Linked DNA regions of Homo sapiens: all the other regions are linked to region 3. A link is an interaction called in ENCODE POLR2A ChIA-PET data of the cell type or tissue named here. Cell type or tissue: OCI-LY7. All regions are shown on one strand. Links, peaks and the distances in the headings refer to the core of each region. The heading gives the core; the rest is flanking DNA. Region 1 has its middle 21 kb from the start of DLEU7. Region 2 has its middle 25 kb from the start of DLEU7-AS1. Region 3 has its middle 60 kb from the start of DLEU1-AS1.

What was found. ChIA-PET counts read pairs that join two places held together with the same protein. Peaks named below come from ENCODE experiments on the same cell type or tissue, not always from the same donor. Only the 100,000 strongest peaks of a DNase experiment are listed, where the experiment ranks them.
Region 1: POLR2A ChIA-PET joins it to region 3 with 5 read pairs; 2 of 35 experiments call an interaction of 5 or more read pairs at or near these places.
Region 2: POLR2A ChIA-PET joins it to region 3 with 6 read pairs; 2 of 35 experiments call an interaction of 5 or more read pairs at or near these places.

What each region holds. Positions count from the first base shown.
Region 1 is chr13:50,862,435-50,867,426 of GRCh38, forward strand. No RefSeq gene overlaps it. Among named protein-coding and RNA genes, the nearest start is that of DLEU7, 21 kb to the left of the region's middle. In OCI-LY7, for the core only: no CTCF peak of the experiment used is centred there; no DNase peak of the experiment used is centred there.
Region 2 is chr13:50,780,522-50,785,513 of GRCh38, forward strand. It overlaps a transcript of DLEU7 not described here. Among named protein-coding and RNA genes, the nearest start is that of DLEU7-AS1, 25 kb to the right of the region's middle. In OCI-LY7, for the core only: no CTCF peak of the experiment used is centred there; no DNase peak of the experiment used is centred there.
Region 3 is chr13:50,585,233-50,590,224 of GRCh38, forward strand. No RefSeq gene overlaps it. Among named protein-coding and RNA genes, the nearest start is that of DLEU1-AS1, 60 kb to the left of the region's middle. In OCI-LY7, for the core only: no CTCF peak of the experiment used is centred there; a DNase peak (open chromatin) is centred at 2,089.

The DNA.
Region 1 (4,992 bases), core at 1,441-3,940, 280 kb after region 3:
CTAAAAATTATAAAACATTGCTGAAAGAAATTAAGAAGATGTGAATAAATTGAAAAATACCTCATGTTCATGGACTGGAAGACTTAATATTGTTAATATGTCCATACCACCCAAAGTGATTACAGATTTAATGCAATTTCTATCAAAATTCCAATGGCATTTTTTTTAGAAACAGAAAAATTTATCCTAAAATCCATATGGAATCTCAAGGTACCCTGAATAGCCAAAACGATTTGGAAAAAGAACAAAGTTGGAGGATACATACTTTCTGATTTCAAAATATATTACAAAACTACAGTAATCAAAACAGTGTCATACTGGGATAAAGAAAGATATGCAGACCAATGGAACAGAGGTGAGAACTCAGAAATAAACCCTCACATATATGGTCAAGTGATCTTCAACAAGGATACCAACACCACTTAATGAGAGAAGAGCAGCCTCTTCAACAAATAGTGTTGGGAAAATTGAATAGCCACATGCAAAAGAATAAAGTTGGACCCTTCTCTTATACCATACACAAAAGCTAGCTCAAAATGGATTAAAGACCAAATGAAAAACCCAAAACTATAAAACCCCTAGAAGAAAACCTAGGGGAAAATCTCCATGACATTGGACTTGGCAATGATTTCTTGAATACAACACCAATAGCACAGGCAAAAAAAGATAAAATAGACGAATGGGATTATATCAAATTTAAACAATTCTTGTTCATCAAAGGAAGCAATCAACAAAGTGACAAGGCAACCTACAGAATGGAAGAAAATATTTGCAAATCATATATGTGATAAGGGGTTAATATCCAGAATACATAAAAACTTCTACAACTCAACCACAAAAAATCAAATGAACCAATTAAAAAATAGGCAAATGAATTAAATAAGCCTTTCTCCAAAGAGATACAAATGGTCAACAAGCGTATGAAAAGCTGCTCAATGTTACTATTTATCAGAGAAATGCAAATCAAAACTACAATGAGATATTATCTCACACTCTTAGGATGGTTACTCTAAAAAAAAAAAAAACAATAAACATAAAATACCGAGTGTTGATGAGGAGGTGGAGAAATTGGAACCCTTATGCACAATTGGTGGGACTGTAAAATTGTGCAACTGCTATGGAAAACAGTATAGAGGTTCCTCAAAATATTAAAAATAGAACTACCATATGATCCAGCAATTCCACTTCTGGATATATATCCAAATAATTTGAAGTCAGTATATTGAAAAGATATTTGTACATTCATGTTCAGAGCAGCATGATTCTCTATAGTCAAGAGCTACAAGCAACACAAATGTCCATTGACATGAATGGATAAACAAAATGTAGTAAATTCATAAAATGGAATATTATTCAGCCTTAAAAAGTAAGAAAGTTCTGTCACATACTGCAACATAGATGAACCATGAGGACATTATGCTAAGTAAAATAAGCCAGTTAACAAAAAGACAAATACTGTGATTCTGCTTACATGAGGTATCTAAAGTAGTCAAATTCATAGAGACAGAAAGCAGAATGGTGATTACCTGGGGCTGGAAGCAAAAGAAAATGAGGATTTTTTAAATGGGCATAGAGTTTCAGTTTTGCGAGATAAAAAAGTTCTGGAGATCTGTTTCACGACAATGTGAATGTACTTAATGCCACTTAAAAATGGTTAAGATGGGCCGGGTGTGGTGGCTTATGCCTTTAATCCCAGCACTTTGGGAGGCTGAGGTGGGCAGATCATTTGAGATCAGGAGTTCAAGACCAGCCTGGCCAACATGGCAAAACTCCATCTCTACTAAAAATACAAAAATTAGCTGGGCGTGGTGGCGCACGCCTGTAATCCCAGCTACTTGGGAGGCTGAGGCAGGAGAATCACTTGAACCCAGGAGTCGGAGGTGGAAGTGAGCAGAGATGGCGCCACTGCACTCCAGCCTAGGCAACACAGTGAGACTCCGTCTCAAAAAAACAAAAAAAAAGGTTAAGATGTTAAATTTTATGTTATGTGTTTTTTCACAATAATAATAATAATAATAAAACCTCCCCTCAAAAAAACAAAAAGAAAAAGTAGAATGGGGAGAAGCAATTTTTTAAATCAAATTATATATCACTCATGACATTCAAAAGAAGATAAGCTGAATACAAGTAAATTTTCTTTGGTGCATTAAGAGCTACTGTTGAAGAATTAACTTTGACACAATTTCCTTTGTGGGAAAGTTTGTGTTTGGCATCATTTTGAGGCAGTAGATGATGATTGACAAATACTGTCAGAGCACCTCCTATGCACTTCAGGTGCTAATGAAAACAACAGCTGCAGGGCCTTTTAACCGCCCCAGGAACTTTGAAAGCACCATGGGAGTATGGCACAAATTTCAGCTTCAGGGATGTTGATATTATGGCATGTTGGATCTGTAGGGATATGAGGTGCATTTAGTTACAAAATTTTAGTGACAGCTTAAAATTTTAGTAGGTCTTTGCGGTTTTAAAGATGTGTGGCTAAGTATTTTGCTTAAGATAGAATGTTCGGCATTATATAGCTTAAAGAGGTATCAGAGAAAAGTAATAGTCATTGCTAAAAGAAGAAAAAGACATAGGTGTATGTGGCAAAGAAATGATGTAGAATAGAGAAACTTACTGCACTCTAAGCTGCCCTATCTGTGAGTGTAATAAGGCAAATAGCTAACATGTGTAGAGACCAGCTGTGAGCCATCTCCCTTACTCCTCATGGCACAGGAGCAGCCCTAGGAAACAGAAAGACAACAGGATCCGTTGAGAAGCAATTGATTTGGGTACAAAAAGCCCATCCTTTTGACAACGAAGCTATATTTCATATACAAACACAGGCATGGGTATATCTAGGCATGCTGTGTGTATTTGTTGTCAGTACAGTTGTCCCTCTGTATCATTAGGGGATTGGTTCCAGAACGTCCACATATGCCAAAATCCAAGCATACTCAAGTCCTGCAGGGGCCCTGCAGAATCCAAGTACAGGAAAAGCCGGCCCTCTTTATATACTTGGGAATACTGTATTTTTGATCCAGGTTTGGTTGAAAAATCCACACATGGCCGGGTGCAGTGGCTCACGCTTGTAATCCCAACACTTTGGGAGGCTGAGGCGGGCCGATCATTTGAGGTCAGGAGTTCGAGACCAGCCTGGCCAACATGGTGAAACCCCGTTTCTACTAAAAATACAAAAATTAGCTGGACGTGGTGGCAGGCGCCTATAATCCCAGCTACTCAGGAGGCTGAGGCAGGAGAATCGCTTGAATATGGGAGGCAGAGGTTGACGTGAGCCAAGATCGCACCACTGCACTCCCGCCTGAGCGACAGAGTGAGACTTCAAAAAAAAAAAAAAAAATACATAAATAAGAAAAAGAAAAAGAAAAGACAGAAAACTCCGCACATAAGTGAACCCATGCAGTTCAAACTCATGTTGCTCAAGAGTCAGCTTTATATTATGTAAATGCCAAACTATTAATTGGTTTAAACCTTGGTCATTTGATAATTTATTTTGTTAAGCTCATTTCTTTAGCCTCATCTACATAATTAGAGGGATGAATAAATAATTTAGAGTATATCATACTAAGAAATACACTGAAACCATTAAAAAGAACAATGTAAGTACAGCAGGTCCTCAAATAATGCCATTTTGTTCAACATTGTTTTGTTATCATGTTGATGAGGAAAAAAAGAAATCACTTCCTGGCTGGGACCACTGACCACGTGGAGTTTGCACATTCTGCCCATGTCTGCACGGGTTTTCCCTGGGTACTCCAGTTTCCTCTCACCTCCCAGAGAGCCGCGCATTAGGTGAGTTGGCGTGTCTGAAGTGTCCCGGTCTGGGTGAGTATGGGTGTATGACAGTGCATCCTGCAATGGGATGGTGTCCTGTCCAGGGCTGGTTCCTGCCTTGACTCTGCGCTGCCTGGAGAGGCTCCAGCCAGTCTGGACCGTAAAATGGAATAAGCAGGTAAATAATATAATTAGCTTGCTTTTATTAATCTTTCTTAAATGTGTATATCGTTTACCTTTATTTCAAATTTTAATATGGAAAGTGTTTTGGTCTTTATTTAGAAGTTTGTTGGTTTTTCTGACCAGAAATATGCCATAGAAACTTAACTCTTATTTATATCAATCAGCCTCTGGTAAAATTAGTTTCATTACACATTGGTTTCCTTAAAGTCACAGGCAGTTTCTAAGAATCTATCCACGATGTTAAGTGAGGACTTACCATACTGACATGGAAAAATTGTCTAGGTATAATGTATTTTTTAAAAGTCACAGAACTTGTATACAATGATTCCAATTATATTTTTTAAATGGTACAAGAAGATAGTTACCAATCGCTACTGCTAGTAATAGCAGAGGAGTAAACAGGGTGGGTCACATGAACCCACCCTTCAAATAACATTTATAAAAACTGGGTAAAATAAAATAAAAAAATTTTAAGACAGTGAGTCTGTCTTAAAACTGGATCTGACTGAAGCTGCAGGAGAGTTTAAGTACAAAAACCTGCAATTAGAAGGGGTAAAATGAGTTTGTGGCTTTCTGGCCCAAGGGCATGGCCCAATCCCTGTGTCTACGGCTACAGAAAATTGTGGAAGAAAACCACATCTTTATTAGTTAAAGGTGCCAGAGATAAGAGTTGAGGGGTGGAAAAGCAGCTGGAAATTTAAAGGGACAATCCTGGCAGGGAAAGAGTAAGGGAAAAAGTGAAACACAAGTTCTAAACATAAACTCTGCCCAAATCCCTGACTAACAGCCAAACTCCAAAGGCATGGAGGAGACCCTAGTGGCCCACAAAATAAGCATGCAGAAAAAAGTCTAGTCCTGAAAGACAAAATTACATGAGGCCAGATCTATGGCTTCGCTGTCTCTTCTTTTCTTTTTTCTTTTCTTTTCTTTTCCTTTTCCTTTCTTTGCTTTTCCTTTCCTTTCCCTTCTTTTCTTTTCCTTTCCTTTCCTTTCTTTTCTTTTCTCCTCTTCTCTTTTCTTTTCCTTTCTTCCTTC
Region 2 (4,992 bases), core at 941-3,440, 200 kb after region 3:
TAAAACCAGCTTTAACAATTACTACGTTTCTGGAGAAATATATGTGCTCTTTGCCTCTGTGAGAATGCAGTCATTTGCCTTATGTGGAATTGGGGTGGAGGGAGAATACCATCCTCAGGCTACATAGTTGCTGAAGTGAAATAAACTCAGTCCAAAAAGTAAAGTCATCATTGGTCCTTTCCCAAAAGGGTTCCCACAGAAACGAGGTACGGCACAGGGCAGAGGGAGGTGGAGAAGGCCTGTGGTCAATCTCACAGAGATGGAATCTGTGAGTGTGCAAATGCAGAAGGGGCAATCAGAGTCTGTGGCCAGGCAGAGAACAGGCTGGGAGTCAGTAAGTGTGATATCTCGCCTTCCTGTCTCCGCTCGTTTCCCCTGTTCTGCCAGATAGGTTTCCATTCCTCCCTCCCAGAGCCAGCACTCAAACACTGGCTTTCTTCAGATGAGTTCCCAATCCATCCATCTGTCCATCTATCCTTGGGTTTGCTCAAGCAATCAATCAAACATGTTCTGATTTTCTGCCTGCATTTTCTTACCCAAATAACTGGAGAATTTCTGCCTGCCTTCCTTAAATGGCTATTTTTCTAAATCAAGTTGGTAAATATCTATAAAGCAGTGGTTCTCAGACTTGTTGGTACTAAAACCTCTATACACTCAGTAATTGTTGAGAATCTCAAAGTGCTTTTGTTCATGAGGGTTGTACCAATCAATATTTACCATATTGGACATAGGCCACTTTAGAAATTAACTAGAAAGTAGAAAGGAATGTTTAAAACACACAAAAATAGCGAAGCACATTTGACCAGCCATCAGAGAAATGCTGTCATCACATGTCACTTCGCCTCTGGAAAACTCCACTGTATACCAGTAAGAGAATGAAAGTGAAAAAGCAAATACCATCTTAGTAACTGTGAAAATAGTTTTGAACTCCTGGACCTCCAGGAAGATCTTGAGCACCGCCAACATCCCTAGACACTTTGAAAACGGCTGCTCTAGAGCATCTGCAAATGGTCTTCCTGCCTCAGTCCCTTGTTCCCCACATCACTGCCTCGTGGATCTTCCTAAAACACACATTTGATGGTGACACTCCCCTACCTGGAGCCCTTTTTATGGCTCCTTATCATCTGTGGCATAAATTATCAATAGCAACCATGATCTAGACCACGCCTGTCTTTGCCGGGAAGACTCCTATCTGTCCTTCGCATCTCAGCTCAGAACACTAGGAAGTTGTGATAATTTTGACAAGATTTTGCCTTAGATGAAATAGAACAAATAAAAAAAAATTCTACTGAATTGTTTTATTTGCAAATATTTGTGAGATTAAAAAATAGATGGCTTTGATTTTAAGATTTTATGTTAGAAGTCAGAAAATCTTGAAATTTGATGCCAAGAGCCCACTACACTTTTAGGCTCTGTAAGCCATGAATATCTTTGAACATTTAGTATGTCCTTCTCCATATGTATTCAAACTGTGGTTTTATTTATATGCATAGTGGCTGCCCTCTAGAATAAAAGCATTTCATCTATCTCTTTCCCCCATACCCCCAAAAAACTTGGCTCAAATGTCATATATTTCAAGAAGCCTTTCTTAACACTCTCTTCCCTCCGTTAGTGGTCTGATCATGACTCCTCACATATCTAGAAAACCACCTCCCTCACAAAGGGTCTGTAAGTCCCTTGAGAATAAAAATCATTTTTCATTAGTCTTTGTAACTAGACTTTAGTACAGTGACTGGCATGGTTCCTGAAACAAAAGCCATTTCCAATAAATGGCTAACGGAAATCAGACATGTGCATATGTTGTGTCTTTGCCATGGTAATCATTTTCCCAGCCTCTGTGCCATCCTCCAATATAGCTCTTTTCTCAGCATCTAAGATTCTGTTGTTGGCAGTGTGATATTCTCAAATAGCCATAACCAAAACTTTAGTCATCTATGAATTCTCCCTCACTCTCAACCTCCTTGTCCAAGAAGCTATTGCGACCTCTTCATTTGATCTCTGCAATTTTATCTCCAACCATTTTATCCTTTCTGCCTTCCCTTGCCATGGCTTTAATTTGCTTCCTCATTATTTCACACTTGACCATTAGCACAGCCTCCTCATCTTCTACAAAATAGCCCTAGTTTCCATATAGTGAGCTTCTTGAAGTCAGAAGATTTATTCCTTACCATATTCCTAGCATATTGCACAGGACTCAAAATTGTCTTTTGAATAAAAATGTGAATTCCCACCCATCATATACACTGTCTACAGAAAAAAAAAAAAAAAACTCTTCAGGATAACTTCTAATCATGTCCTTTACCTATTCAAACATTTTCTGTGTCTTCCATTAATTACTGAATGTAGCAGATGCTGTTGGTGCCTGGGTCCACCTCCCCTCAGCCTGCGTTCACCTACAACATGAGCTCCCAAGACAGTTTCCCACTTCAAAGGCGTGTGTCTCTTTTCTATTCTTCCTAAAAGTTTTCTCCAGCATCAAGGGAGCTTGTTTTACAAAAGGTATAACCCAGAAGTTGGGAAAAGTCAACACTGCTGAGGGCAACCTCAACCAATAGGGGTTGGGAATCACTTGCTGAATTCCTCAGTCTCCTTATCTCCGGTAGATGGATTCTAAAGTGTGTTTCTCCATTTCTCAGGGGGCCCAGCAGGGCTGAGCTCCCATTGCTCACAGCAGCAAATCACTCATTTAACAAATGTTTCATTGGTTTCTCCCTTCCCTATCTCACTTCCCCTACTTCTTCCCTTTTGTGCCCCCAGAGATGGCCTTCCAAATAAACTATCTGAACCAAACAATGACATGAACAAAATCTAAACTTCCTGGCCTATCATTCAAAGTACCCCAATAGCTTGATTCTAATCTATATTTTCAGGTTACGTCATCTTACACATAATCTTACACAGAGTCCACCCTCTGGCCAACTGGAAGCCTTGTTGATCCCCAAACCATCTCACTCCAAGTTATAATTATTCTGTAGTTTCATTCACTTAGAATGACACCACTATGATTAGCTTAGACCAGTGGAGCTTCCCTCCCTAGTATGGGGAGGGACCCAGCCGATACAACCTCTCAGAGGAGGGTGACTGCAGTGAAGTCCTGTGAGCAAAAGAAAGTACAGGCTATAGCTGATGGATTGATGGCCAATAGCGTCTCTGCCACAAACAGGTAGCAGGAATGTAAAACATAAAGAAAATAGGTGCTCACAAATTCAACACAAAGTGCTGGAGACGTACTGGTGAGCTGAGGTGAGTCCTCTGAAATTTACTCCAGCAACAGACACTTTTTTACACACCCATCCCCAGCCATCAGTCCCTGATCCCTGCCATAGGCTCTCCCCATGCTGGCCCATACCACGCCCAAAGGAACACATATAGAGATATGGCCAGGCCCTCTAGGCCTGTGCTGTGACTGCTCTGCCAGAACAAAGATCACAGACTTACCACTCCCTGTTTTTAAGAGGTTGCCAACCCTTGCTCTTGCAAAGCCGTAAGCTCTAGCTTCAGTTCAGCGACCCGCCCCCTGTGTTTTGCCAGGCACATGGATTTCTGTGCAACCTGGATGCAGAGAGTTTCCAAATGTCTAGAGCTGTGAGATGTTAATCAAACGTCCACTTGAAGTGCTTTGGAAGCACTTCTGCTTTTTGGGTTATTGATGTGCTCATGTTGTATTAAGATATATTTCTGGTGCAATCATGAATTCACTTCAAGACATATTAAAGAAGGATTTTTTCCTAGCTGCTTACTTCAGAACATTGGTCCCTACAGACCAGGTATTTTTCACAGCTCCTTAGAGGCCCATAAAAAGTGATGGAAAAATGCAGCTGGGCATCTCATGTGGAAATCAAACCTACTGGAATTCCATCTGCATATCTGCCTTAACTTAGCTTGGTTATTGGTTCTTCTGAATTGTTCACTGCATACCTCTCCCCAACTTGTTTCCATCTCAAGGGAGGAGAAGCAATGGGAATTTTCGATCACATTATTCTCCAAGAAAGATGTTTGTGCCCCCAGATAATGGACATTTCCCTCCACAGAGCATGTCACACTCAGGAGAAGTGTTCAAGTGCATTTTCTATGGGCACAAATGGCAACCTGTCCTGGAGACACTCACAGAGAGATTGCATGGCCGCTGCATTTGAAAGCATGGACTCCCATCCCTGACCTGCCACTTCTCCCTAGCGGTGACCTTAGACAAGCTGCTCGGACCATCTGGGTTCTTTCTCTGATCTGTAGTGGAGTGATCAATCTCCTTCCCTGCATCTGTGTGAACAGTTAAGTGCTTTATAAAAGTAAGCGATTCATATTGGAACCTGTCCTGCAGCTCTGAGTGAACTGTTCTTCCCTAGAGCTGTCAGTTATCAACCTGAAACTAGCTGTCTTCAGATGTGCAAATTAGTTTTTTCTTACTGAAGAGAGTCTGGGGACTTCTTGTTCTTCTCTAGATTTAACATAATTGGGCTTTTACTTGGGCTGCTTATATAAGGAGAAGAGACAACCCCTCAGCTTACGTCATGCCCTATGGAAGTGCCATGACTGTTGGTCCTGTGAAGCCTGAGTTTGCCAATGGATAATCTACTAGATGGCCTGGGTTAATGTTCCTTCCTGCTGACTTAAGCTGAGGAGTAACTTACGCAGGTGTGACATCAAATCATTTGGAGAAAACCCATATTCAATGGGCACCTGGGGTTGGGACAAGTGAGACACAGAGATGGATGCACCCGGAATCAGGAATGAGGCCAGGCATTCACTAGCTTTCAATTATTTCACATCTTAGAGCAATTTTAGATTAAATCAGAAGATGTGACAGTAATCATAGTAATCAGTGTAACACTACAATTTTCTTAAATTTTGTTTTTGAGAGGAGTACCTGGGGAGTACAGAACAGTTTTCACCTAGAATTTTGCTCTATTAGAAGCCAAATATGGTAGTTGATCCTGGAGTTAATATGACCCATTGGAAATTGAAAATTGGAATCTGAAAATTTGAGTGCTGAAT
Region 3 (4,992 bases), core at 954-3,453:
AGGCTAGGTTCTCCACGAGCCACATTTGCACAGCTTGATGAGGTTTCGCTTCCACACGGTGTGGCTATTTCTTAGTGGATTCTCTTCTACTTTTAGCCACAGAGCACTTCATCCTGCAGATGTCTTGAGTATGCATCAGCTGTGTCAGCAAAGATCCCTAAGACAGAATTGCTCCCCTGGGATGCCGAGCAGGGATTTACTTCTTTAAACCCCCTTTTATTTAAGTGCTGGCAACAGGGTTATAACAAGGAACATATTTCAAAACCATTTTCTCTGTCCCTATCTATTTCTGCAATCTTTATTTCAGCAAATAAAACCTAGGGTCCAAGTCCCATTTTTTCCCAGGATAATTTCGCCTCTCACACAAGAGTGTGTTTCTGAAATACTAAATCAAGGGGCTGTTGGGGCACCCTCAGAGCTCAGAGCAGCTTGAGTGTGAAGTAAACATTTTCTTTAAGGGGTCTTTCCACAGATATACCAGATGAAAAGTCCAGAGCACTGCGTTTTCCTTCACACAGACCTCAGGCTTTGTGACATCTGGAAAAAGTGGTTTGCTATTTGGACCTTCCAGCAAAACTCTCGTTCAATTGGATTCACATAAGACTGTGCTGTTCGCTTATAGTTTGGACAATAGCAACACCTCTCCTTTTACTTGGCAATGCTAGAAGCTATTTGGATAAAAATGAAAGCCCTTGAAAAAGCATTAGGGAAATTGTCACACTCCTGCTGTAAGGGTGTGAAAGGCTGTCGCTCAGTCTCCTGACCAGAGCTGAAAAGGTGTCTTAGCTCACCTGGATCATCTCAGCCCTCTGTACTGGGGTTTCGACTCCTGATTTTAAGAGCTGGCATCTTAAAGGTTTAGTCCTTGGGTACCAAGCAGGGGAGACACAGGCCCCACTTGAGCACAGAGAAGCCAGGCCAGCAGAGGAAGATAACCCATGGGGCAAACCCCCCTTTTGTTGGCCTTGCAGGACCTGAGTGAAACAGACCAATTATCCACCCCACTCACAATCCCAGTCCATGGGGCAGCACCTCCCTTCCCTTAGCCTAGGAAGAAATTTCCATGGGAGAGGATTTTGTTGTTCTGAGGGGCATTTGGATGAGAATACAAAGAGAATGGGAGGAAACGGGAGAGAAAAATCATCAAGATGAAAAATGAACAAGATTTATGAGGGCAACCCATCCCTCTCCCGCTGCTCAGTCCCGCTCCCCGAAATGTATTTTCCAGCTCCTCATACAGACTGACTTTAAATGAAGCAAGCTAGCAAGCTGCCATCACTTTCTTTGAGAGACTATCAACAGATTAATAGATCTTCCCAATATAGTAATTCTCCTCAAATCAAGCCTATATTTTCCATCACATCACTGAATTTATGTTTCCCTTGGAGTAGCCTAAGCCTTTGTTTATGCCTTTTGAATGTTCATTTCATATCCACCACTATTGTGTTTCCTTTTAGCAATGCAGTCGCTGGGCCAGGTTATATAGCTCTAAGTCTTTGGAATAAGTTTCCTTCCAATCTGTAATTACCTTCATGCTGCTTTTCAGATTTCCTCTGGGTATTGTCATCTTCTGTGCTCTGGTTCTCTGCCCTGTGCGGGGATGAGGGTAACTGGGCTGTGCTTGGATCCTGCTGCGTGGAGCAGGGTTTGGCATTTGGGGGTCTGCAGACTTTCTGGCTTCCACGCTTGCTTTAGGACAAGTTATTAAACCTCTTGGAGTCTAAAACTTCTCATTGGTGACAAAAGTAATTTTTGTCTCTTCCTTCAATCCCCTCACACTCTGTTAACCTCCACACCCAAGCCTGGCTGCTTTATTGATCTCATTCTCATAGTCGTCTATCCTCCCCAGGTCTCAAAACCCTACTGGATATGGCTACAAGATCCAGGGCACAGAGAAGAGAGAGGACGGGTCTTTTGTGATTCTCCCAGCAGGGCAAGAGGTGTGAAGAAATACCAGTTGCCTTGTAGAATACGGACAGAATTGAATGTAGGCAGAGTGAGAATTTGAACTTCTGGGAACAAAGTTGTTAAATAAACAGAATGTTTGCATTATAGAGTCTCAAGAGGCTGCTCTGAGACCGCCTTCCTCTCTGCATCATGTTCGGCCAGTTCCTCTTTGTCTGAAAAACTCTAAAAGACTTCTCTCCTGCTACTTTGTTCTTGATTTCTTTTTGTCACCAAACCTCAGGCTTTTTGTGCTGTTTTTCTCCCATATGTGCTTAAATTTGTAAAATAAATTCATCTGTGTCTTTTGGTTTTATAGGAAGGTCTTGAGAAAACCTGAAAACCGTTAGGACTTCGAAAGGCTGCTTGATTAAGATGCCACTCCCATCCCCCTTCATTTAAAAAGAAAAGCTCTTCAAAGTCTTACAGCTATGAAGACCATATTTTTAGGTTCCTTGTGGTTACTTTAATGTCTGACCTTTCTTTGACATTGTGTTTGGGAAAGGCAGGGGATATCTCCAGAGATAAATTTTGATCCACCATTTTCAGTCCACGCCAACTCCCAAATAGTTGACCCTGATTCATCTTGAAGGCAAATGCTCGGCTTCTTTCACTCTCACCCCTTGGGTGGCGCATCACTCAGACCTTTTGGTTCCCCTTTCCCATCCTCTCCCTACCTCCTCCCAGTTCACGCAAACAAAAGTTGCCCCATCACCAAGAAACTCAGCAGTCCTGACCTTTTCCTCGCCTTTGCTGGTTGTTTGCCTTGGATCTGCTTTTTGGTGCTAACGGCCCAGGCATGAGTCCCAGCCTGGGCCCTGTTCTTTAGGGGATTCAGCTCGGCTTCCCTCGGCCTGCCTGCACTGCCCCCTAGACTGCCCCTCGGTGGCTACCCAAACAGCCAAGGCCCTCCCACACCCAGGTGCAATCTAGTGTATTCCATCAAGGGGTGGCCAAGGCAGTCTGTGTGGGCAGTGCGTGGGAGGAACTGTGTGGGCAGTTCATGGAAGTGAGAACTGATGTTGGACAGAGCCAGGGAGGAAAGGACAGGAGGATGGGTCATAGGCTGGGACCTAAGTGATAGCATCCAGTTTTCCAGAAGCTCTGACGTTCTGCTGCAGAACTGTGAGGAGTCTGAATTCTAAATGGGTCCTCAGCCTTCTGGATATATTTATCAATATAGAGGAGCAAGCATATTTAATGATTTGTGAGCTTCTGTGTAACTTTTACAAATCTAGACCTGTGCTAGGCAGACCTCCATTTATACTCTTCCCTAGGCCTGCTAGAAGGTGTTAGGGCAGGCCTGCCCGGGACTGCAGCTTAGAGCAGTCTGATTTTGTTGATGGGGGTGAAAACTGTCAGAGAGAGGTGCTTTCTGCTGGATGAAAGGAGAGGCTGGAGGCCAGCTCCCCAGACCCAGCCTTCTAGGTGTTCCTACGGCTTTTCTATCCAAATGTCTGCCCCCTAAAGGGAATGTGGCTCTCTGGGGGAAGGGCTGTGCTAGTTCTAGAACGAGTCAGCTTTGGGGAGCAAACATGGTACGTGCTCTCCTAGTGGAGCATCAGTGGCTTTGCAAGCTGGCTAGGCAGTGGGCCCCAATCTATTTTATTAGACCCATCACTCAAACTGAACCCAACACATTACTTTACACTGGCGCGGGGGTACTCAGTGGGTAGACCCCTGAGTCTGTCAGGGGTAGACTTTTCTTTCCTTGTTTGGCTCATTCATGCCCTGTGATTCCTAAAGCATTGCTCATCTCAAGTCTAAGTTGCTGTGCCCCTTGAGGAAAGTTAAATATCATTGTGTTCTTTACCTCAAATGAGTAAAAAAGAAACGTCTTCAACATGGTGAGTTTTCTTAAAACCTCCAATAATATGATTAAACATTTTCATGGTTGATGAAATAAACTTTTCAAAGTAATATGGAAAAAAATGATTCCATTTAAATACCTTTTAGCCAAAAAAACCTATGAAGCTTGTTATGCAGTGCAGGAACAGAGACTTTTGCAGGGCTTGCCTGAGCATCTTGAGGTCTGTGGTTCAGCTACCAGCCCCACCATTGACTCAGGACTCAGCTGGGGTGGAACCCTGCAGGCAGACAGGCCTGTGTGTCCTGGCAGGTTCCCAGAATACAGGCCAGGGTGCACAGGCAGGCAGGGAAGTGACTGAGTGTGTACATGTGAATTTCTGTGCAGACCTCTGCAGAAGCAGCTTGAAAGCCAACCTACTAATATCTCAAGGCTTCAGATTTCCAGAATGCTGACCAATTTATGACTAAGATATGCATTTCTGTGTTCAGGCTACCCACAGATCCAGGGCCATAAATAACTGCCAAAGAAGAGAAGCCTTCTCTCTTCTCTGCTGTTGCTTCATTTTATAGTCTCAGGAAATCTCATCATAGGTAAGTAGTACCTCGAAAACTTAGCCACATTCCTTTGCAAAGAATAACAGAAAGCAAAAAAATACAAACTGCTTCCACCAATCCTGGATAGGCCTGTGTGAGAAAAAGTTATGCATTCATTTAATAAATGTTTATTGGGAGCCTACTATGTGTCAGTCAGTTAGGGCAAGAGGTGTGAACCAGCAAGGATCAGAAGCTTGGCTGAGTTACACAGGGCAGGGTGGGCTGAACTGGGGCAAAAGGATTGCTGGCCTCCAGCCCTGATTTCATAGCATATTGAGTTACCAGATAACTGTCTTGTGTCTCAACCGGCACAGTCATACAGTTTAAGAGTGTTCATTGCTTTGTGTTACAGACTGGTTATAAATAATGACAATGAGACTCAACAAAGTTTAACATAATTTATTTTAACCAACACTTATAGAGCTCTTCGTAAGCACTGTTCTAAGCACTTTGCAAATATTCATTAATCTTCATAACAACCCTATGAGACAGGTACTATTTTTCTCCCTATCTTACACATGGAGAAATGGAGATATGGTCAAGTAACTTGTTCAAGGTTACATAGCTGATAAGTGGTGGAGCTAGAATCGAAACCTAGACAAGGCGATCAACAGTCCTGATTTGTCCAGGATTGTTGGGTTTTCT